Linked DNA regions of Homo sapiens: regions 1 and 2 are each linked to region 3. Evidence: read pairs that join two places in POLR2A ChIA-PET (ENCODE). Cell type or tissue: OCI-LY7. All regions are shown on one strand. Links, peaks and the distances in the headings refer to the core of each region. The heading gives the core; the rest is flanking DNA. Region 1 overlaps DNAH7 (dynein axonemal heavy chain 7). Region 2 has its middle 23 kb from the start of LINC01827. Region 3 has its middle 6.8 kb from the start of SLC39A10.

The links. ChIA-PET counts read pairs that join two places held together with the same protein. Peaks named below come from ENCODE experiments on the same cell type or tissue, not always from the same donor. Only the 100,000 strongest peaks of a DNase experiment are listed, where the experiment ranks them.
Region 1: POLR2A ChIA-PET joins it to region 3 with 6 read pairs; 2 of 35 experiments call an interaction of 5 or more read pairs at or near these places.
Region 2: POLR2A ChIA-PET joins it to region 3 with 6 read pairs; 16 of 35 experiments call an interaction of 5 or more read pairs at or near these places.

What each region holds. Positions count from the first base shown.
Region 1 is chr2:195,907,471-195,911,470 of GRCh38, reverse strand. DNAH7 (dynein axonemal heavy chain 7) reads left to right here. Exons shown (of 65, transcript NM_018897.3): 25 at 1,276-1,444. Among named protein-coding and RNA genes, the nearest start is that of DNAH7, 160 kb to the left of the region's middle. In OCI-LY7, for the core only: no CTCF peak of the experiment used is centred there; no DNase peak of the experiment used is centred there.
Region 2 is chr2:195,592,010-195,602,803 of GRCh38, reverse strand. No RefSeq gene overlaps it. Among named protein-coding and RNA genes, the nearest start is that of LINC01827, 23 kb to the right of the region's middle. In OCI-LY7, for the core only: no CTCF peak of the experiment used is centred there; no DNase peak of the experiment used is centred there.
Region 3 is chr2:195,645,076-195,655,869 of GRCh38, reverse strand. It overlaps a transcript of SLC39A10 not described here. Among named protein-coding and RNA genes, the nearest start is that of SLC39A10, 6.8 kb to the left of the region's middle. RefSeq lists an enhancer at 5,508-5,587. In OCI-LY7, for the core only: no CTCF peak of the experiment used is centred there; DNase peaks (open chromatin) are centred at 5,139, 5,419 and 6,029; H3K4me3 peaks cover 1,671 bases; H3K27ac peaks cover 2,319 bases.

The sequences.
Region 1 (4,000 bases), core at 1-4,000, 260 kb before region 3:
CTGTTTAAATTTTGCTTCTTCCCCATTTTCTTCCTTCTATGTCTCTTAACTTTTCTTACATTCAGTCTCTGTATCTCTTTGAGTAATTTTCAGTGCATAATTTTCTGTTTCCTTATGTTTATTCTGCTATTTAACTTGTTCACTGAGTTTTTAAATTATATTTTTATTGCTAGAGTTTCAAATTGTCTCATTTATAAAATTGGCTTCTGTTTTTCTCTCACAATTTTTTGATGTCTATTGCTTTATATTTAAAATCTCATTTAACAGACCGCCAGGATACCATAGAGAGTAGGACGCCATTTATATAATAACACTCTTTGTCCATTGCTTTTGCCACAGCAAGGCTGACTCCTAACTCTGATCTCTCTCTCCTGTTTGAACTGTGAGCTGGTTTTAGTAGTGATTGTTTCCCCATGCAGTCTTGCATGTTGTCACCCGTGGAGGTGTCCATAAGGAGCAGTTTCATATTTATCTCTGAGGAAGACTCTAGAGTTTTTTTCTGGTTCAGAACAAAATGTTAATTTATCATTTTGGATTAATGTGCCCATGACTAGTAGAAATTTGGACCTCTTTTTCCCTGCACAAATGATACAAGCTTTTCATCAGGCCCCGCATGAAGGATAGGCTTCTTTGTCTCTTCCATAATTGACTCTTCTTTGTCTCTCTCCAGTAGGTTGCTGGAGTGATTTTAGTTTCCATTTAGAGACAAGACAGCCTTTCAAGACTTCTAGATTTATATAGGTGGATCCATTCCAGCTCCCCACATTGCTCACTTCTGAGGGTTTATTTTCTGTTTCTATCTGAGCATAAATATACTCATTTATTTATATACTGATCCCGAAACAATCTTTTAGTGTCTAATTCTCCGGCTTTGCATTCCCTCTTCGTTGGTAATTTTCTTTTCATTCTTTCAAAAATGGCCATGTATTTTAAATTATTATTTGTTTTCTTATCTGTAACATTTCCATATGCTTACAGTTGGCGAATTAGGGGATTCAAAGTCAACTGAATTCTTCATATTGGCCAGAAATCAACATTAAATTTCAAAAGTGAATTTGTTCTCAATGTGGCATATATATAGCTATTCAGAAATAAAATATAATAACAGACAAAGTAATGAACTATCAGAGATTTTCAGAGGTTACTGGGAAGGAAGAAATTATCAAAGAGGAAGCTGGAGGTTTGGTTCTCAATTTAACCTTTTTCTCTTCTTGGCATGTGAATGGAAAAAAAATCACATTATTCTACAAAGAATGTCTATTTCATATGTTTCAGAACCTTATTTGGAGCCCTTCATTTGCACCTTGGAGGAGCACCTGAGGGTCCAGCTGGCACTGGGAAGACTGAAACTACCAAGGATTTGGCAAAAGCTGTAGCCAAACAATGTGTTGTTTTCAACTGCTCTGATGGGTTGGATTATTTGGCTTTGGGAAAATTCTTTAAGGTTTGAATTAACTCCTCATTTCTTTACAACAGGATAACTGATCAGAGATGGTTATTTATGATGCAACATAATTGAATACAAGTAAAAGATTTACTGTAGCTTAAGTAAAAGTAAAAATTGAAGCACTATCTCAATAATTCTTAAAGGAAATAAGGTTATAGCAAAACCCTATTTGCAGAGAATCTCTACTTTCCTCTCCAGTCCCTACTGTAACAAGTCATTATTACTGGTTGGAATAAGTGGTGTCCCTTAAATACATTGGAGCAGATAAGAGTTTGAGAACGATTGCATCGTGTAAAGGTCGTGGGATTCTAAAGACATCTTTAACCTACAGATCTTGTTATTGAGAAGTTATTTTGAGTTAGTAATTTACTTTTATAGACATATTCTAATCAGTCATTTCAGTGAACTTGAAATCTTAAGTTTTATTATTTGTTTTTATTTTTAAAAATTTATTTTTATACATTATAGATGTACATATTTTCAGGTTACATGTGCTAATTTAATAATTCCTAAAGATCAAATCAGTGTATTACTTTTTTTAAATTCTAAGTTAGATTCTTGTCAGTCCATGAGCTTCAAAAGGTAGAATTAGAGATACCAAGTCCCTGCCTATAAACCTATAAACATCTGATTATTTTAGCAGCTTGTGTCTGTAGCCTGTTATTCCTTAAAATGTTAGGTGACACAACTGAACACAAAATGATCCACTTGAAATTATATATTTATTTATGTTTTTCTGTAATTTTTCAAAGCACATTTTATTTTATTTTTATTTCCAATTTTTATTTTAGGTTCCAGGGGTACAGGTGCAGGTTTGTTACATGGGTAGATTGTGTGTTGCGAGAGTTTATCTGGTGTACAGATAATTTTGTCACCCAGATAATCATCATAATAGCCAATAGGTAGTTTTTCAATCCTCACTCTTCTCCCACCCTCCACCCTCAAACAGGCCCCAGTGTCCATTGTTCTTTTCTTTGTGTCCGTGTACATGCAAAGCACATTTTAAAAATTCTAGAATGTTTACGTTTCCAAATTTTCTCCAGAAAAAGTTAACATTAAAAAAGATAAACAAACTAGCAAAATAGAATATACCAACCCTCACCCATGCAGTAAACTGTTCCTGGCTGGAATATGACTGATCTGGAGTTTAATTACTTTCCATTTGTGATACTGGAACAATTAGAATTAGAACTTTTAAAAGCTCAAAATTATAATTAATAAAATATGAAAACATTTAAATGACCAATTAACATTTTAATTCATTCTCTGTAATGATTTACAACCTTGTTGAAATGAGCAATATTCCCAATAGCAAAGATATGGAATCAACCTAAGTGTCCATCAGTGGAGAAATGGATAAAGAAAATGGGGTATATCTATACAATGAAATACTATTCAGCCATAAAAAAGAATGAAATCATGTCTTTTGCGGCAACATGGATGGAACTAGAGGTCATTATCTTAAATGAAACAAGCCAGGCACAGAAAGTCAAATATCCCATGTTCTCACTCATAAGTGGGCGCTAAGAAATCTGTACACATGGCTGTAGAGAGTAGAATGATAGAAATGGAAGGGCGCGAAGGTGGGAGAGGGGTGTGATGAGAGATTAGGGGCAATGTATGTTATGCAGGTGTTGGATACCATAAAATGGTATGGATACCAAAATGGTATGATACCAGTGTATGTTATTCAAGTAAGGGATACCAAATTGCATAGTGACTCAGTCACTATGCAGTCTATGCATGTAGCAAAATTGCACACATACTCCATAAATTTGTACAAATAAAAATATATAAATGAAAGAAAAAAATAACAAAACTAAAGAATTCTACATGCAGTTTGAATAGCCATCACATTATTAAATGTCTAAAGAAATGTCTGGTATATATTGCTCAGTTTTTGAATCTATGTAATGACCGTCTTCATTCTTTTATTTAGAGTCATAAACTTAATAGTATTAAATTTGCTTATTAGTATTTGTAAATAGCTTCTTTGTGTAGGCATTTAGCTGAATAATGGGGGTAGAAAATTAGACATGATTTTTATTATCAAGAATCTCAAAATGTATATAACTGCTTGAATATGACATCCAAAGCATTCTGTTCTCTGTGATCTGTCGCCATGCATTAGAGGTCAAAGTCATTTATAGGGTCTTCTCCAACTAATGAGAATGTACTATTCTTTGACATCCATAGAGTTCGTGTACAATCCAGTGTGGTTCGGAAGAATGAAATGTGTAAAAATCCAAGGTCAGCTGCTATAATCTGTGTGGCTTTGTGCTAATTATTTAACATCTCATATGGTATAGCCTTAGTGTCCTTGCATAAAATATGCATATGAAGTGCTGTGAGTCACGGTTGGCACATACAGTGTACTCGATATAACATATGCATGTGTGTGCTTGCATGCACACACACAATCTATAAAATGTATGTTCAGTACATATTTGTTGAATCATTTGATGTTTTTAAAAGTAGATCTGAATTCAGATGAAACTACTCATGCTTGATTTTCCAGTTTTTCCTTATGATCGAATGGCACATATCTGTGAG
Region 2 (10,794 bases), core at 4,112-8,111, 54 kb after region 3:
CCAGGCAGCCACATGCATATTTGCACTGGCTATTACTACGTAAGCACGCCAGACAAGCCAAGTACCCTGGCATGAGTCTGTATTCTCCTGCCTATGGGGAAGGGTGGCTTTTTCTACTTCACACAGGTAGAGCTGGCCAGTGGCCCTGGACATCCTCAAAATAAAAGTACACTCAGAAACCAGTGACAGGTTTTAATTTTTTTTAAGAAATGAGGTTTCACTATGTTGCTTAGGCTGGTCTTGAACTCCTGGGCTCAAGTGATACTCCCGCCTCAGCCTCCCAAAGTGCTTGAGCACAGGGATTACAGGTATGAACCACAATGCCTGGCTGAGTTAAAGGTTTTCAAAAGAAGGCTGGCAGGTCAGGCGCAGTGGCTCACACCTGTAATCCCGATACTTTGGGAGGCTGAGGCAGGCAGATCACTCGAGGTCAGGGGTTCAAGACCAGCCTGGCCAACATGGTGAAACCTGGTTTCTACCCAAAATATAAAAATTACCCGGGTGTGGTGGGTAATCCCAGCTACTCGGGAGGCTGAGACAGGAGAATCACTTGAACCCGGGAGGCGGATGTTGCAGTGAGCTGAGATCACGCCATTGCACTCCAGCCTGGGAGACAGAACGAGACTCCGTCTCAAAAAAAAAAAAAAAAAAAGAGGCTGGCACTGAAGTGTCCTCCCAGGACAACCCAACATAATACCTAAGTATAAGAGTTATAGAGAACCCATAGTACTATAGCCATAGTACTATAGACTTGCACCATGATTTATAACCCCGTGTTTTTTTTTTTGTTTTGTTTTTGTTTTTTGAGATGGAGTCTCGCTCTTGTTGCCCAGGCTGGAGTGCAATGGCACGATCTCGTCTCACTGCAACCTCCGCCTCCCAGGCTCAAGTGATTCTCCTGCCTTAGCCTCCCAAGTAGGCTGGGATTACAGGCTCCCACCGCACACTCAGCTAATTTTTGTATTTTTAGTAGAGACAAGGTTTTACCATGTTGGCCAGGCTGGTCTCAAATTTCTGACCTCAGGTGATCTGCCTGCCTCGGCCTCCCAGAGTGCTGGGATTACAGGCGTGAGCTACTGCACCCGGCCTATAACCCTTTTTTTTTTTTTTTGCTTCAGGAAAAGTGTGTGTTTCCTCCTCTTGGCATCTTAAGGAAGACAGAGAGTCTGTGCTGGCTTTCTAGCTCAGTGGCACGGTGCGGGGACATCTGGCCAAGGGAGGGGCAGCCTGGGCGCCCCCTTGCCTGAGTCCTCACACAAGCCCTCACTTCTTCCAGCAAGGGCTCCTACAAGAGGTCTCTGTCTGGCACTGATGGTCCTCAAAACTATGACTAATGGTCTCCTTCTCAGGTTCTCAAAACTGAACGGTTCTTGTTAGATTTGGAATGATTCTCCTTCATACCAGAGCAGAATCATTCTTCCTGATTACATAAAACAAGGCACAAAGAAGCTCTTTGGGGTTGTAGTAAGTGGTGGGAGTAACAGGAGAAGAAATAGGAGAGAAATGTAGGTAACCACGAGCTAAAAACAACAGAATGTCAAGTGATTGTTGGCATACTCAGAGCAGTATCTAATTAAAATATTTCAGGAGGTAGAGGAAAGATTTTTATAGAGAATCAAGTTAAGTTAGTTTCAATAGGTTTAACAACAACAACAACAATCCACATATAATATTCTCTTGGCTAGCTGTCTTATATATTAAAATCTAGAATTATGCAGATACTTTCTCAGGCTAAGACATGTTTTGGCCTAATTAAAAACATCTCAGACTAGCACACACACAGGACTCTATGATTTTAAAGATAGCACTCATACTTAAGGCAAGAACTAGCAAAACTGGCCAGACTTGATTTCTAGCAAGGTTTTCTTGGAGGAAGTTAAGAAAGATAAAGAAGAAAAAGGTCTCTTAGAGAATTGAAATGACAGCAGAGCTGGACATCAATAGTGTGCAAACTTGACATGGATTAATTTGGATGCACCAATTAAGAAAAATATAACCCTGGCCAGGTGCAGTGGCTCACACCTGTAATCCCAGCACTTTGGGAGGCCGAGGTGGGTGGATCATCTGAGGTCAGGAATTTGAGACCAGTCCGACCAACAAGGTGAAATCCCGTCTCTGCCCAAAATACAAAAATTAGCCAGGCGTGGTGGCACGTGCCTGTAATCCCAGCTATTCGGGAGGTTGAGGCAGGAGAATCACTTGAACCTGGGAGGTGGAGGTTGCAGTGAGCTGAGATCGCGCCACTGCACTCCAGCCTGGGCAATAAGAATGAGCGAGATTCCGTCTCAAAAAAAAAAAAAAGAAAAGAAAAAAGAAAAATGTAACCCTCCTGCCACATTTGAAGACTGCACAAATTATAACTCTAGTTAATACGTTTTAAAATTCTAAATTAGTCACAATCCCAATCCAGAGATCCTGGTTTCTCTACCAAGCTAATATATTTATAGTAATTTCAAGGGTATTGTAAAAATCTCAGAATAAAATTAATATTGATTTGCCTGAATTTTAAAAAGAAATAAACACGAAATATAAGTTTGTGGGGGGATGGTGAGGTTACTCTAAAAAGACTGATAATCTCTACTGCAAGAACTACCATTTTTATTCCTGGGCCACAAACATGGCTGACAGCTCTTTTGCAGAGTTATGCAAAGAAACAAAAGCTTTGTAAAGAAAGAGTGCAATAAGAAATTTGCAATCATTCAAGAATGTACTTATGATATAAAAATTTCAGGGCCATGCAACCATAAAAAAGAATGAGATCCTGTTCTTTGCAGGGACATGGATGAAGCTGGAAACCATCATTCTCAGCAAACTAACACAGGAACAGAAAACCAAACACCGCATGTTCTCACTTATAAGTGGGAGTTGAACAATGAAAACACATGGACACAGGGAGAAGAACATTACACAACAGGGCCTGTCAGTGGGTGGAGGGCAAAGGGAGGGATAGCATTAGGACAAATACCTAATGCATGCAGGGCTTAAAACCTAGATGACGGGTTGATAGGTGCAGCAAACCACCATGGCACGTGTATACCTATGTAACAAACTTGCCCGTTCTGCACATGTATCCCGAAACTTAAAGTAAAAAAAAAAAAAAAAAAAAAAATCAGTGCCATCTCTCTTTTTTTTTTTTTTTTTTTTTCTGGTCTCAGTCCCTACCCATCCTCAGCTGTTTACCATGAAATCAAATTTGTACTGACTTGCCATATACAGATTTGAGGGCTTTTTCTCTGGTATGTTTTCTTTTGGAACAGTATTGAAAGGCAGCTATCTCTTGAAGTTTAAATAATCAGAAATACAGTAAACGCTGCAGTGATAGACCTAGAAATGCAAACTACATGGCCTTTCAGCTTAATACTCATATGCAATTGCTTGGGTGCTAGTGTAGATACACTAATTACATTCGAATTATTCCTCAGCCAGCCTAATCTTTAGAATTCTCGGTGAGGGTGAAAATGAAAATCGTCACCATAATATAGATCATTCATTCACACAACAAATATTTGCAAAGAACCTACAGTTCTAGGTGCTTGGGATACAGCAGCGAACAAACTGTATCAATACTATCAAACAACTTGAACTAAATGACATATATAGAACACTCCATGCAAAAAATAACAATTCGCATTTTTTTCAGCATAAATGGAACATTCAAGAAGTTACATCAAATTTTGGACTTAAACATATATCAATAAATTTGTAGGAATTTAAATTTTAAAAAAGATGTTCCCGGCCGTAACGGAAGGAAATTATGGGGTTCAAGACATGTTAGCCCAAAATATGGTACCTCGACATTTGAGAAAACAGCAGAAGCAGGAAGCCTTCTCTTCCCATCACTCTTCTCCTCTGAGGCAGGTCATAAGACTCTCATTACAAGGGCCCTCTCTTGCTAAGTTCTCCCAGTTTATTAACATTAGTTCATACTCCTTTTGTCCTCCAATCATATTTTCCCAAAACTGTTCACTTTTCATCAAACCTAAGCATGAATATATACGGGTTTCCCTGTTTCCTTGTTTCCGTAATGAATGTACTCATGTCACACAACATTTATATTGAATAAATGTGTATGCTTTTCTCATTAATGTCTTTTATTTTATTTTATTTTTTGGAGATGGGGGTCTCCCTCTGTCACCCAGGCTGGACTGCAGTGGCACAATCATGGCTCACTGCAGCCTTGACCTCTTGGGCTCAAGCAATCCTCCCACCTCAGCCTCCTGAGTAGCTGGGACTATAGGCATGCACCACCATGCATGGCTAATTTTTTTATTTTTTGTAGAGACAGGGTCTCACTATATAGCCCAGGCTGGATTCAAACTTCTGGGCTCAAGGGATCCTCTGCCTTGCCAACACACCTGGCTCTTAATGTCTTCTGTTATAGGGGTCTCAGCTATGAACCTAGCAGTGGATAAGAAATCTTTCCTTCTCCACAGAAACGAGGTATCAATAATTTTCAAGATACATGGAAAATCCTCAAATATTTGAATTAAGCAACGTACTTCTAAATAGCACATGGTAATAAGAAGAAAATACACTTATGTGAATACAAATTTAAAATACAACATATTGGGCCTGGTGTGGTCACTTACACCTGTAATCCCAGCACTTTTGGAGGCCGAGGTGGGTGGATCACTTGAGCCCAGGAGTTCGAGACAAGCCTGGGCAACATAGTGAAACTCCGCGTGGTGGCGGAAGCCTGTTGTCCCAGCTACTTGGGAGATGGCGGTAGGATGATCAGTTACACCTGGGAAATCATGGCTGCAGTGAGCCGTGATCGCACCACTGCACTCCAGCGTAGGTGATAGAGCAAGTCCGTATCTCAAAAAAAAAAAAAAAAAAAAAGTTACGTTATGCTGCCAAAACAGTGTTTGGTGAGAAATTTATAACATTAAATGCTTATGTTAGAAGAGAAGAAAGGTTTAAAATGAATGCACTAAGCTTTCACATTAAGCAACTGGAACAAATTAAACTTAAGGTAAACAGAAGGATGAAAAAGGATAAAGAGTAGGAATTAATGAATCAGAAAATGGATCATAATAATAAAAGTTGAAAAAAAATTAGAAGCTATATACATGACCAAAAACTTCAGTCTAATCAAGGGTAAAATTTGTTTGCAACATGTTGCTAAATTGATTTCTCACTTGCTAAGAAAATCTATAAAATCCTATCATTTCTTTCAAAAGAGGATGTTTGAAAGCAGCAGCACATTCATATTTAAAATTGAAGTAACATAGTTACAAAAAAAATAAAATGGAAGAAGCAAACAGAAAAAAAGGAACAAATTTAAACACTTTATTGATTGGTAAAAACACTTAAGAGAATAAGAAAAATAAACCAAGAGAAATGATATTGTTCAAAAGTCAAAAAGAAAGACATATATAAATCAAGAGGAAAATAGCTTTAATCTCCTAATTAGGAGGCAGAAATAGAGAAAAAAATCCAACCAGATGGGCAGGGCTCTGAGGGCAGCCTTATTATTGGATTTGTGGCTGCCAAATAGTGTAGGCCATTTCCAGAAATTGGGTTCTATACTGTAAGAATTTAGTATCTAGAGATGTGACATTAATTAAATATCAGTTTTTGCAACAAGCCCTATATTCAGAAGAGACTCCCTAGCTTCTGCAGAACACACTGCCAGCCAACATATTAATAGTTGAGGGGTATTTCTTCCATTTCAAGATGACAGCTGCATTCCTTTCTTTGGCAATTAGACTTTCAACTCTCTGGGGAATGAAGATTCTTTGCAGATTTGCAACAATTATCTTAACTTGCCTTGTACTACTTTACTGTTGCTTTGCACTGCCCCCGCTGATCTGCTGGTCAGTTCTGCTACTCATGCCTGATGAAGCTATTGTAAAAGATAGAAGAAACTGAGAAGCCCAGTGTGTTGACTTAGGACATTTCATTTTCTCTTTAAAAGCAGACATCCTTGTAATCTACGCCCTCGTACCATAACTTTTCCTTCTATTTCTGTAACTTATTAAACGAAGGCACCATGCATTGAATGATTTTTCATACCAAATGATCTTGATAGATGCTCATTCCTGAAGTACCTGCTGTATTAAATATTTAAGGGCAAAAGATTCTGAGAAGGTACGACCTTGGCAGAACGTCGTTCAAGCCTAATGAAAATGAGCATATTCTTGAAAATGCTACAGAGCATACACAGAAGTAAATAATTCCAATGCAATGAGATATTTCCCTCAGCAGTTTGTGAGGCAAGTGAGATTTCTGAAAAGCATTGCCAGCTTGTGGGGAATGGCACAGAGATGAAGATTGATCCTTTACCTGTATCTGCATCCAGTGGGACTGAACAGCCCACAGCACTTGTGGGCAACGGGTTTCAAAGGGGCTATGGGTGCAAGAGGTGGAGCCAAATGCAGGGCTTTAAGAGACTGTTAAACTCACTTCCAGGAGCCTCATCTCACAGAACGACTGTGACGCTGATGCTGAAGCCATCAACTAACTCCACCATTACCAGAGTTGTTGCCCAAAGAATGCTTCAAAGGGGCTAAAGAACCAAGCCATCCAATATTTTGGCTAGGCTATATTGCTCAACTTAAATGTGTTCTAAGGTCATCGTTTGCATTCAGCTGAGTTGTTGTGACTAGTTTGTGTGAGGTTATAGCACATTCTTATAATTTCGTGTTGCCTTGACACCCATTTTGAGTATAAGCTGGGCTTTCTCATACCAGAAGCAAGACTTCCTCATCCTTGACAGTTTTCAGTTCTCTGTCTCTTCCCAGTTCCTCAGTGTGCTTGATCCAGATGTCTTATCGGCCTCTTGCTGTCCACCTCCCTATGGTAGAGCTAAATGCAATCTGCTTGACTCACCCCACTGACCCCACACCCTGCATGGACTTCACAGATATGCCTCAATGACCATCTTAGTCCACAAGTGCCTCCGTGGAACTTGTGCCTGCTTGCTCTAGACTCACTGATTAGAACGCCGCACTGGAAACCTGCTCAGGTAACACCCTGGACCCCAATAAAGGCTTTAGCCCTCTTGTCTTTTCTCTCCTTCTCTCTCGCTCCCCATCAAGCATGTGTGTCCTGGATGGGCCCCTACTTTGCATTTCCCCTTCCAGGCATGCAGCCCTCTTCTTTTCGGACCTGTAAGTAATAAACTGCTTCTGTTATTTCATGTGTTTTGTTGAGTGGTCTCCTCTGTGTCTTACCTGGCTGACACAGCTGAACCTAACTTCTTTCCTGATCAGAGCTCTCCTAGAGATTGGCTTTCTTACAAGATTAAACAGGACACAGGTCAGATGAGAGCCACAAGTTTCTCTGCCAATATAAACAAGTTTCCTGTGAGAGGGACACCTGATCAGAGGTTGGACACTTAGACATTAGGCTGTCCACTATCATAAAGAAGTATCCTGTGAAAAGCACCCTGTAAACATCCACAACCACCATCCCTGAAGCCCCATCAGCGCAGGGCTAGAATTTATAGTCATTCTCCAGAGAGACACCTCAAGACCAAATTTGAAGAAAATACGAGACATGTCAATTAATTTGTTGTTCACAAGTTGTAAAATTGGCATAAATGTTTGAAGTTTACTTAATACATACACAAGGGTGGATTCATAGCTTTCCTTATATTCATTTGCATTCTACAACTCTGAGTGTGAAATGAGGGATTTCAATACAGCTAGGAATTCCTGGAATTGTATATAATCTCGGGCACACCCAAGCAAGCATTTACCCCCTACTAACATCACCCACTATGTGCATCAGCAAGATAATTGAGAAGCAGTCTGATAAAGCTGTCGTACTATTGTAAATTCAATTGTTCTGTTTTTTGTTTGTTTGTTTGTTTGTCTTTAAAAAAAAAAAAGATTACCTAGGACCCAAGAAAAAGTACTGCACTCTTTAGGCTCTAATAGTGAGATAATAAACTTGGCTAAATTAGAATTACAACTAGATTTTTAATTCAAAAGAGTATCTTTCCTCTGTTTAAAGGAAGCTGGTTATTATTTGCCCAGAAAGATATTCTTATGGCTTCTTCAGTTAATCAAAGATGAATTAAGTCTCAGGAGACACATATCTAAATGCTTCCTTCCTTTTGTCATTTTCCCAGAACATTCAACCTCAGACAGTTTGACAAATAAGGTCAGAACTTGAACTTGCACACATTGATCATTAATTCTTCTGAAAGAAAATCGCTAATTAAGTGACAGTATCTTTAGAGTTTACAAATAGTGGAAAATAAGGCATTTTGGTTTCTGATATGAAAAAGGACACCTATCAGCAAATATCACTGGAAAGTTTTCCATTGTTTTTGGAAGAGATTACTCTTGTTTTCTCTTTCAGTATCTTATCTTCCTTCTTGTCAAACCTACCAACTCTGGTCTCTACCCTTTCAGTTTCTATATCAGGACAATGAACTTGCATAAGAATAGCTTTCATTAGTGGAGTATTAATGTTTTCTCTTTAGATAACTCAGGCTGTAACTTGACAATCAATAGCGGAAGTAATGATTTAGATCAGAGGTCGGCTAGCTTTTTCTCTAAAGGGTCAGCCTGACCTTTTAGAGAAAAGCTATATATATATATATATGTATTTTTTTTTTTTTTGAGATGGAGTTTCACTCTTTGTTGCCCAGGCTGGAGTACAATGGCGTGATCTCAGCTCACTGCAAACTCTGCCTCTCGGGTTCAAGCGATTCTCCTGCCTCAGCCTCCCCAGTAGCTGGGATTACAGGCGCCTGCCACCATGCCCAGCTAATTTTTTTGTATTTTTAGTAGAGACAGGGTTTCACCACGTTGGCCAGGGTGGTCTTGAACTCCTGACCTCAGGTGATCCGCCCGCCTTGGCCTCCCAAAGTGCTGGGATTACAGGTGTGAGCCACCGCGCCTGGCCCAGGTAATAAGTATTTAGGCTTTGCCAGCCATGTGGTCTCTGTGGCACCTACGCAACTCTGCCCTTGTCACACAAGCAGTCCTAGACAATGTGTAGACAAATGAGTGAGGCTGTGTTCCAATAAAACTCTACTTATAGCTGAAACTCAAATTCCATATAATTTTTATATGTCAGAAAATATCCTTTTGATTTTTTTCAACCACCGAAAAGTACACAAAACATTCTTAGCTTGCAAGTTGTAGAAAAACAGGCGATGACCGGATTTGGTATGTGGGAAGTAGTTTGCTTACGTTTGACTTAGAATCACACTAACCTATACTTCACCCTGTAATTGCTGTAAAAAAAAAAAAAAGAAGAAAGAAAGAAAGAGAGAGAGAGAGAAAGAAAGAAAGGAAAGAAAGAAAAGAAAGAAAGAAAGAGAGAAAAAGAAAGAAAGAAAACCAATCAAAATGCCATAAACTAAGTCTAAATAATTAAATAGTAATTTGGGGTTTTCATATTGCACTGTATTACACTGTTTGTATTGGTCCTCAGGAATCCCCGGGAGACTGCTTGAATTGTGTCTTTTAAAAATTTTCCGTAAAGTACTAATTGTGAGAAACGTAAGGGAGTCTAAGAGGGCATAGTTGTCATGAAACTGGCCTGCCGCAAATATAAAATTTCCTTCAAGTTCTATGTTTTGTCTTAAATGTTGTTGTAAATTTTCCATTCTATTCCATAATATTTCCCCTCAAATTTTCTAGAAAAGCTAAAAAAAAAATGCCTGTTTGTACAGATTCTTATGCTTACAGAGAGATGTGGTACTTTAATTTGAAAAGCCAAAGAGGCAAGCTTAGATAATAGCATAATCAAATAAAATTAAAAGGAAGGTAAAAATCTAGTTGCAGGGTCCTATGTATTTAGTTAAATAGCTTCTACCAGGAATAATTGTTCCTGGTAAACTGCTGCAATGACACCGTTTTTAAATGTAGCTTTTCTGTAAAAGAGGAAAAGAAGTATAATGCGATTAATATGTATAGAAACAATGACTTCAGAATGAAAAGAATATAGGAAAACAGTAGGATCAAATGCGCTGAATTGGAGTCTTCCATAAGTAACCAAAAGGACAACAAAGAAGCTAATAGCAGATAGCTTCAATTCTAAAAGAATGTACATATTTTAATTACCAAATAGCTCCAATTGCTTTTGACTTTTAGGTTCTTTCTTTTAGCCCTGCAATTTAGTGTGAGTCTTCTCCTCCAGACTTGGCAAGACTTACCGGTTGACTTTTTTCTGTTGTTTTTCACCCAAGACACCTACTTTTTCAAAAATTCAAACCAAAACCTTAAATCGGTTTTGATCCACTTCCAAAAGACTCTTCTGTTACTCGTGTGTGTGTGTGTGTGTGTGTGTGTGTGTGTGTGTGTTTGTAAGAGGGAGACAGGATCTCGCTATGTTTCCTGGGCTGGTCTCAAACCCCTGGGTTCAAGCTATACTTCTGCCTCAGCCTTCAGATTAGGTGGACTACAGATGTGCGCCACTGTGCCCCACTTCTCACCCATTTGATGCAAGCAGTTGATATTCTCTTTTAAGAATGTATCCCGAAATTGTTCCCTAAAGCTCACAACAGTCTTGTACCCTGGTGAGTTACCATGGTAACCCTCAGATTAGCTTCTGGAAAACAGTAACAAGGGTTTTATCCTATTTCCATCACTACATTACACAGCCTCATCCTGCCCTTTGAATCCTAACATGAGATCAGTGCTAATTTTTCTGCTTCAACTTCTTTTCTTTGAAGAGGTGAGATTAGGGGAAGAGGTTAACCTCTCTCTCCTTGAAATGACTACAATCAAGGAAAGAAACTTTGCCAAAATCCTGGAGTTAGCATTTTGCTTTAAAGGGTAGTTTTGACTTGGCTTTTGAATTTTTTGTATTAAATACTTTTTCTTTTAA
Region 3 (10,794 bases), core at 3,533-7,532:
TCTACAAAAAACATCCAAAACAACGAAAATGGTGCTTGATAAATGCCTACTGATTGCCATACGTAGTTCAGAACACTGAACTACTCATATGCCCTTTTCCTTGTTTGGAAAGCCAGAGCATGGACCTCACTCCTGCTTACAAAGGGAGAAGTCCTGAGGTGTGGAGAAAAGAGATTAAGCCTGAGTCCTAGTTTCAAGTCTCACCATTGCCACTAAATGTGAGACAATAGCTGTGGTCCTCAGATTCATTGATAAATTAAGGGGATCGTTTTAAATATATTCTAAGGTTCATCCTAGAACTAAAGTCCTTAGAGTTCATAAAATCATGATAGTACATCCTTTGTGTGCAAAGCATAAGAAGCTTCCAAATTAGCTTGATATTTTATGGCTCATACTTATTTTATTGAACACATTATTATCAACACCCTTAAAACATACATAACCTTTCTTTCAAATATCAATAAGATATAGCGCTTGCAGTCCTTACATTTTAGGGCACCTACACTGCTTTTTTAGTTATGGATATACAAGGCTAATGTTCAGCTGGTACACACAAGTACGGCTGAACCAACTAATCAAATACTGAAATACTTCAATGCAAGTTGGTTAACAGCTGCAACTCTGAGTGGTATCCCCCCATGCTTCTCACCCCTGTGCCAGTCCTTCCTCTCAAGATTCCCCAGACCTCCACATTTTAGGAACTAGTGGGTTAATACCTGGCTAAGATAGAGCCCTTTGGACCCAGCTCTTATTAGTCACTCCCATTCTACTTGGTTGGTGCCTATTCTTTACTAATTGTTACATATTTTAAATGTCATCCCTATAGAAAACTATGTGGTAAGCAACTTGAAAATAGAGACTGTGTCTCCTAACACTTTTTAAACTCACCCAAACATTTATTTACTTTCAAGTGTATACACACTGATTTGGGCAGATTTTCAAGCAAAATTATCAGATAGAATAAATGATTCTCTGCATACTAGCATATTACTTTTCCTACTGAGAAAAGGAATCTCAGAAAATGACTTGCAGGCTTACACAAAATCACCTGCTGAGTCAAATAATGGACACTACAGCAACAATATATGAATTTCATTTTATCTTTACCAGTTTTATATATAAGAAATATGTTAGGGTAAAGACTTTCTAATATGTTATAATCATAAAACTTTCTGAAAGTGTAAGACATTTTCTTTTTCCAGCCACCTCACTTGATTCATAAAGAAGCTCATCTCAACTATAAAAATAGTATAAATGATTTTCAGTACCTGGGGGAAAGAGAGGTACTGAATTATGTGTAAATGGTTTACCTTTCACTGTTTAGCTTATTCATGCTGCTTCAGCCACAATATTAGTTCACATATCTAAAATTTCAAATGTGACCAGTCTACCTTTGTGAGACATGATATAGTAAATCCAAGGGTCTTTTTGCCCCTCAGAGGATTTGAAAAGAACCAACTATTAATACAAAAGAGGAAATAAGAAACCTACTTCATACCCCAATCTTTAGCAGTGGCTGAAGGAAGTCCATGTCATAAACCTGGGTTTCCCTCTTACAGAGGAGAAAATAGTCATCATACACAACAAAATTAAGAGTCTTTAATGAAATCTATAAAGAACATGACTAATTCTGCCAGGCGTGGTGGCTCACGCCTGTAATCCCAGCACTTCGGGAGGCTGAGGTGGGCGGATCACCTGAGGTCCGGAGTTTGAGACCAGCCTGTCCCACACGGAGAAACCCCATCTCTACTAAAAATACAAAATTAGCCAGGCTTGGTGGCACATGCCTATTATCCCAGCTACTTGGGAAGGCTGAGGCAGGAGAATCGCTTGAACCTGGGAGGTGGAGGTTGCGGTGAGCCGAGATCATGCCATTGCACTCCAGCCTGGGCAACAAGAGCAAAACTCCGTCTCAAAAAAACAAAACAAACAAAAAAAAGAACACGACTAATTCTAAGAAATCAGGCCTTTCAAACTCACTTGTTCTTTCCGTGATTCAAGATTAGTAATAACCAATGATAAAGACCCCTTCCTAAATTCATCTCCAGTTTAAACTGTTACTTTTACATGGCCTAAAAGTTTACTTTAGACAAAGCTATGCCTAGAGAGGCTGTGAACCAAAAATAAAATTTTAAGCCTCCCAACTAACTGAATGGTCACTTCTTCTTTGCCAAGGGCATTCCAAAGTTAACCTGAAACACTAGTACCAGGCATGATGGGAATGGATGGTTAAACATGCCTCATTATATTCTCCTCACTTTAAAATTCAGGCACAGGCCGAGTGTGGTGGCTCACGCTTGTAATCCCAGCACTTATGGAGGCCAAGGCGGGTGGATCACCTGAGGTCAGGAGTTCGAGACCAGCTGGCCAACATGGCAAAATCCCATCTCTACTAAAAATAACAAAAATTAGCCAGGCATGGTGGCGGGCACCTGTAATCCCAGCTACTCGGGAGGCTAAGGCAGGGAGACTCGCTTGAACCCAGGAGGCAGAGGTTGCAGTGAGTTGAGATTGTGCCATTGCACTCCAGCCTGGGTGACAGAAGAAGACTCTGTCTCAAAAAAAAAAAAAAAAATTCAGGCACAGATGACCAGTATTAACATTAAAACAGACCTTAAGACTGATGAAAGAGACTTTTTGTAGCAATGATACCAACATGACAGATAGCAGGCTCTGAAAGAATTCTAAGTATTTTTCTCCAAAATATATTTCTTTGACATGTTTTGAAATGGCCTTGCAAAACTGTCTCTTGTGGGAAACATCTACATTCTATAGAGCAGCAGTCCCCAACTTTTTTTGGCACCAGAGACTGGTTTCCTGGAAGACAATTTTTCCACAGATGGGGGTGGGTGGGGATGGTTTTGGGATGAAACTGTTCCACCTCAGATTATCAGGCATTAGTTAGATTCTCATAAGGACTGCACAACCTAGATCCCTCACATACACAGTTCACAATAGGGTTTGTGCTCCTATGAGAATCTAATGCCACCATTGATCTGACAGGAGGTGGAACTCAGGCAGTAATGCTCACTGCCTGACACTCACCTCCTGCTGTGTGGCCCCGTTCCTAACAGGCCATGCACCCGAACCAGTCTAGTGGCTGGGGGACCCCTGCTGTAGAGAATCCCCTTCCCTTTCCAAGTCTCTTCCCTGATCCAGGAGAGAATTAACTGAGTCTGGCGTCTTTTAAAGTCTGGTAAGAAACACAATTTATTCTCTCTGAAGCCTGCTAGGTGGAGGCTTCATCGGCATAATAAGAACCTTGGTCTCCATAACCCCTTATCTTTTTTTTAAAATTTTCTTTCTTTTTTTTTTTTTTTTTAAGATGAGTCTCACTCTGTTGCCCAGGCTGGAGTGCAGTGGCGAGATCTCGGCTCACTGCAACCTCTGCCTCCCAGGCTCAGGCGATTCTCCTGCCTCAGCCTCCCGAGTAGCTGGGATTACAGGCACCTACCACCACGCCCAGCTAGTTTTTGTATTTTGGGGGAGAGACGGGTTTTCTCCATGTTGGCCAGGCTGTTTTCAAACTCCTGACCTCAAGTGATTCACCCGCCTCGGCGTCCCAAAGTGCTGGTATTACAAGTGTTAGCCACCACGCCTAGGCTAAATTTTATTTCTTTTCTGACTACTTATCCCCAAGTTCTACATAGCCCCTTATCTTAACCCAGACACTCCCTCATATTGATTCCAGGTCTGTAGATAAACTATTTCAACCAACTGCCAATCAGAAAATCTTCGAATCCACCTAAGACCTGGAACCAGCCCCTGCTTCCAGTTGTCCCACTTTTCTGGACCAAACCAATGTACATCGTACATGTATTGTGTCTTATATCTCCCTAAAATGTATAAAACCAAGCTGTTGCTTAACTACCACCTTGGGCACACATTCTAAGGATTTCCTGGGGTTGTGTGACAGGCCATTGGTCACTCATGTTTGGCTCAGAAAAAAATATCTTCAAATAAGTTACAGAATTTGACTCTTTTCATTGATGAAGTCATTAGGAGTACAAGGAAGACTAAATTATATTGCTGTACCAATGTGGTGGGGTGTGGGGATATTAAGTACCAGAACAGGTGTTAAGATTTGGAAAAGGGGGCCATGGGCAGTGGCTCACACCTGTAATCCCAGCACTTTGGGAGGCCAAAGCGGGTGGATCACTTGAGGTCAGGAGTTCAAGACCAGCCTGGCCAACATGATGAAAACCCATCTCTACTAAAAATACAAAAATTAGCTGGATGTGATGGCAAGCGCCTGCAATCCTAGCTACTTGGGAGGCTGAAGCAGGAGAATCGCTTGATCCTGGGAGATGGAGGTTGCAGTGAGCCGAGATCATGCCCCTGCTTTCCAGCCTGGGTGACATGGCAAGACTCTGTCTCAAAAAAAAAGAGATTTGGGAAAGGAAGATGTCAGCAATATGTAGGTAAAATTCCAAACTGAGGCCTCAAACTTAATAGCTACTATTCATTTTTAGAGACTATTTCAGCCTGGGGATTGAAGCTCCAGCTCTAAAACTGATGCCAGAGATATTTAAAGGATACAAATTATTTCCATTATTCGAGACCTGTGGCACTGTGTAACATCTAACACGGCAAACACACTGTCAGAATGGGGAAGTTGGACCCATGCGGTAGTCTTTTTCTGATCCCTGAGAAATTATGGCTCTACCATCTCATTTTTGGCAAGCTCTAAAGACTAAGGTAGGATAAATGGGCCTTTAGAAGTCCATGGGAGTTCTCACTAGAGGAGCACAGCTCCCCTTATACTCCTTTCTAAATAAAAAAAAAAAAACATTTTTTTTGAGACGGGGTCTCATTCTGTCTCCCAGGCTGGAGTGCAGTGGTGCAATCACAGCTCACTGCAGACTCAACCTCCCAGGCTCAAGCAAAATCCTTCCACCTCCCACCTCCTTCGCCTTCCCCACCCACAGTAGCTGGGATTTTTTTTTTTTTTAAACTCCTTTCTAAAGAGCAAAAATTGCATATCTGGGAAGGCCATCCTCTTCCACAGACCCCACCATTTTGAGATGGGCACACGAAGGCAGGGAGAAATAAACCAATACAACTCTGGTGAGGGACAAACTTGTCTGATGCGCCTGAGATCATTCTGAATTGGTAGGCTTGTGCAATAAAACCGAGTTTCAGGCTATTTGCAGAGACAAAAATAGATTGGAGAAATGAAACAATTGACACAAAAATTTAAGCAACTTCTCACCCAGGGGAGAAAAATTAACTTTTTTATGATCTGCCTACATGATCCTAACCTAAGAATAACCAGAACCCTTAGTTTAAGGGTTTGTATTGCCATGGCAATACAAATAAAAGGTGTTAGCATTAGGCATCTCTCCTGGAAGACAGACAATAACAGAGAAGCTTAAAGCCTCTGATTGACCATGGCAAGTCCTTTCGAAAATACAGATGAGACCAGGCTCAAGAGAAAGAGAAAGACCTACTCAGAAGAATGAACAAAAGCAAAAAACTCAGAGCCAGAGCCAGACTAACACGTTGACCACACATTTGCCCACGTCATAGTGCCATGAAGACTTCTCACCCTAAACCAATTTTTTTCTTTTCTTTTTTTTTTTTTTTTGGAGGAGGAGTCCATCTCTGTCGCCCAGGCTGGAGTGCAGTGGTGGGATCTCGGCTCACTGCAAGCTCCGCCTCCCGGGTTCATGCCATTTTCCCACCTCAGCCGCCTGAGTAGCTGGGACTACAGCTGCCCACCACCATGCCCGGCTAATTTTTTGTATTTTTAGTGTACTTGCCAATTCCTACAATTACACAGTTAGCATTTCATCCCTGGGCCTTGAAACCGGAAGAACTTGGAGGGAAATTGCTACAGTTGTATTACCTATTTATACCTCCGTGAGAATATATTTTCCTTAGGTTTTTTCTAAAGAGGAAGTTCTAAGAAAAGAGAAAACACGGTTGTCTAGATTCTTGAGGGTAGTGTGGTACAAAGGGAAAGAAGAAAAACTGTAGACAAATTGCTAACTTCTCAATCTTGCTTCCAGGCAAGCTCATTCACTCACAGAGTAGTAAGATGAAGAAAAACAGGTGTGGTAGGTAGCCATTTTAGGTCGTTTGCAACTCTACTGGCACAGCAGAAATTGACTTTTCAGAACATAACTCCTAGTCCAAAGGAATTAGAAAAAAGTGGCATAAATATCCACATGAATATGGCAAACTTCAAAAGTATTTGTGGGTGATTACACTTCAATTTAAGGAAAACTGTCAACATGGAAATGAATTAACAATAAGTTACCACGTAAATTTTTTTAAAAAGGCTCATTTGTTAAACTGGTTGAAATTAATACATCCATTTTAAAATGTCATCACATAAGATCAAATTTCAAATTTTGCCTAAGGCTTTAATTAATAAGGTGACCCATTTCACACCTGACATTTATGAAAATAATCAAGTACATCTTCTAAAATCAAGACACACGTGTTCTGTCTTAGCAAATACTGCTTACCTTTATTTCTTAAAAAATATTTGATGGCAACAATGCAGCAAAATTCTAAATATTAGGGAAGGCAAGAAATGAATTGTCAAAACAAGAATAGCTTGCAGGGATTTCTGAATTTTTCTTGTACTATTTCTAGGTAAAGCTTGGATTATATTTTGTATTTCATACAATAAGCCACTTTCACATTCTTCATAGAATCCCATCTCTTCTTTCCAGCACATATCTTTTTGTTGTTGTTGTCATTCTTTTTTTGTTTTGTTTTTTCAAGCACACGTCTTTAGAGAAGATTTGGAAACTTCCTAATGTTTCATGAGAAATGCTTCTGGCAGTGCCCGGTGGTTAGCGACCCATCATGCTTGGCTTTTTCTTTCTCATAGATGATCTCACCTACAGCCTCCAATGATTTCATCACACCCAAGTTTCATTTTAATTACAACGACAGTTGCTTTCTCTAAGCATTTATGTTTTACAATCTTCCTTCCCACCCTAACCACATGAAGCGGTATTATTTAAAATGTGCCAGGCACCATTTAAATGCTCTAAATGGAACTCATTTAATTCTACAGTAACCCTCTGAGGTGGATATTACTGTGTCTATTTCACAAATGAAGAAAACTGAGATGGTTACATAAAATATGGCAGAGCCAGGATCCCAGGCTGGCTCTAGAGTCTCTGTTCTTAACTCTTACATTATCCAACCTATTTTTATTTTTGTTTTTTTGAGATAGGGTCTAGCTCTGTTGCCCAGGCTGGAGTATACAGTGTCACTATCTCTTGGCTCACTGCAGCCTCGACCTCCCAAACTCAAGTGATCCTCCCACCTCAGCCTCCTGAGTAGCTGGGACCACAGGCATGCACCACCATGCCTGGCTAATTTTTGAATTTTTTGTAGAGACACAGTTTCATCATGTTGCCCAGACTGGTCTTGAACTCCTGGGCTCAAGCAATTGGCCGACCTCCATCTCCCAAAGTGTTGGAATTACAGGTGTGAGCCACCATGTCTGGCTGTTTCTTTTTTAAATTACCAACATTTTCAGAGGAAGTGGTATAGAAATTCTTGCAAAAATAGTGACCTGTGCACAGTCTTGATATAAGAAGCCAGATAAGGGCCGAGTTCAGTAGCTCACCTATAATTCCAGCATAGGCGGAGGCCAAGATGGGAGGATCGCTTGAGCCCAGGAGTTCAAGACCAGTCTGGACAACATAGCGAGACCTCTTCTGTACAAAAAAATTGTTTTAAAAATTAGATGGGCATGGTGTCACACACCTGTGGTCCCAGCTACTCGGGAGGGTGAAGCAAGAGGATCACTGGAGCCCAGGAGGTGGAGGCTGCAGTGAGCCATGATTTTGTCACTGCATTCTAGCCTGGGTGACAGAGTGGGACCTTGCCTCAGTAAATTAATTCATTAATTAAATGAAATCCATTTGGAGGATTAAAGGTACATTTACTTTTCAGTCCTTAGATTTATATGACTCTACATCCTCTATAAGTCTGTCTTGGAAAAAGAGACACATAAATATTAAGGGATATATCTTTAAGCAAAAGTTTGTGCTTCTCAGTTAATAGGGTTGCTTTAAAAAATAGAAAGTTTGTGTTTTTATTGTGTGCAAGCCACTCTGATAAGTAACTGATACAAGGGTGAACAAATGAGAGGCTGACCCTTAAGTTGCCTGTAGTCTCGTGGTGGTGGTGGTGGTGGTGGTGGTGGATGGTAATTAAAGAGATAATTACAGTATCGCATGGCAAGTGCTATGTTAGATATAGGTATAGCTTGCAACGGTAGCAAAGGCCAAAATTTGGGGATACACTCAGGCTTCCCAAAGGAAGTCACATCTGAAGTCTGACTTATGGATGAGTAGTAGAGTCAGATAAAAGGCTGGGAAAAGAGCAAACAAGCAGATGAATGAGATGAGTGAATGCCTGGTTTTCAGTTTGGGGAAGTGAAACACACAATCTTGTTGTGTGTTTTGGGCATGGGGAGTTGGGAGAGATGAGACAGGACTGGTAAGGAAGGCCTTTGTGTATCACATTAAGGAGCCTGAATGAGTCTGAATGCTACCCTGAGGGCAACAAGGGCCATTGAAGAATTTTCGGTGGGCAAGTGACGTGATCATGGGCAAGAAGGGAAATCATATTATCATACGACTAGGGTGGTAGACAGAATAATGCCTCCCCCATAAAGACATCCACATGCTAATCCCTGGATCCTATGAACATGTAGATTACATGGCAAAGGGTACAAAGGCTGGAGATGGAATTAAAGTTGCTAACCAACTGACCTCGAAATGAACAAATTAGTTTCAATTATCCAAATGGGCCCGATTTAATCATAAGAGACTCTAAAAATGGAAGAGGGAAGAAGAGGAGAGTCAGAGGAAGATAAAGAGAAATGACACTCAGAGAGATAAAATGATGCTGAATAAAGGGAGCCACAAGCTAAGGCAGCAGTCCCCCAACCTTTTTGGCGCCAGGGACCAGTCTCCTAGAAGACACTTTTTCCACAGATGGCAGGGGGATGGCTTCGGGATGAAACTGCTCCACCTGAGATGATCAGGCATTAGATTCTCATAAGCAGTGTGCAACCTAGATCCCTCACAGGCACGGTTCACCATAGGGTTCGTGCTCCCATGAGAATTTAATGCTGCTGCTTATCTGATAGGAGGCAAAGCTCAGGCGGTAATGCTCGCTCACCCTCCGCTCACCTCCTGCTGTGCAGCAGTGTTCCTAAAAGGCCCTACCGGCCTTACCGGGTCTGTAGGGGGTTGGTGGTGGGGGGAGGTGGGTGGGGGGTGAGGACCCCTGAACTAAGGAATGTGGGTAGCCTCTAAAGCTAGAAAAACAGGAAATGGATTCCTCCTTAGAGCCTCCAGAAGAAACGTGGCCCTGCTGACACCCTGGTTTTGGCTCAGTGAAATTCGTGTCAGACCTACAGAGCTGCATAACAAATTTGTATTGTTTGAAGCCACCACATATGTGGTAATGTGTTATAGCAGCAATAGGAAATTAAAACAATTAGGAAACTGTGATAGGGACAACCCATGTGAGAAGTGACAGTGGATAAAGAGAAATTGTTGAACTGCAGAAGTTTCAAGAAGATAGAATTGCTGGGCACATCAGGGTACGCTTAAGTAAATAAAAAAATAAAATAAAAAGAATTGTTGAGTGTGCTGGCTCACATCTGTAATCCCAACACTTTGGGAGGCTGAGGTGGGCGGATCGCTTGAGGCCAGGAGTTCAAGACCAGCCTGGGCAACACGGCAAAATCCCATCTCTACAAAAAATTCAAAAATTAGCCAGGCATGGTGGTGCACGCTTGTAGTCCCAGCTACTCAGGAGCTGAGGTGGGAAGATCGCTTGAGCCTGGAGGTCAAGGCTGCAGTGAGCTGTGATTGTGCCACTGCACTCCAGCCTTTTTTTTGACACAGAGTGAGACCCCATCTCAAAAACAAACAAAGAAAAAAAGATAGAATCAAATCTGAACACCATCTCTTCTAACTTATTTCCTGTGGCTTTAACGTGATCATTAAGCTTCATTTTCAGTACCTGTAGAATGATCAATACTTTGCAGGATATTGTTTATTTTAATTTTTATTTTTTTGATCAAGGTAATACATTAACATTAGCTTTGGAATTCAAATAGAAATACATGCTACAACATGAATTAACCTTAAAAACACTATGCTAAGTGAAATAAGCCAGACACAAAAACACAGACATTATATGATTTCACTTCTATGAGGTATTTAGAATAGGAAAATTTATAGAGACAAGAAAGTAGAATAGAGGTTACCAGAGGGTTGGGTAGAAAGAAATGGGGAATGGGAAGTTAATGTTTAATTGGTAGCGTTTCTGTTTGGAAAAATGAAAGTAAAAAATCAAGCACTGCAATAAATACAAATTAAACAAATATACTATCTAATGTCTATAATGCTCAAGGAATTGAACCATATTATAGTACGTAAATGATTTTATAAACCTAGAATTTTTCAATGTAATTTTGAGAATAAGTTTCCAGAATTAGTTTGTAATACTCTCCCTATATTTTAAATAGGAATTTCAAGTACAAGCAGTAGCTTTGTAGCTGGAACAGTTTTGAGATTACCAAAATGTATAGGCAATGACATTAGCCAGTATGATGCTGTTATACCTCTGCCCAGCACTCATTTTTTTTTTTTTAAATAAAGTAGTTAGATGGCCAGGCGCGGTGGCTCATGCCTATAATCCCAGCACTTTGGGAGGCCGAGGCAGGCGGATCACCTGAGGTCGGAAGTTCGAGACCAGCCTGACCAACATGGAGAAACCACGTCTCTACTAAAAATACAAAAT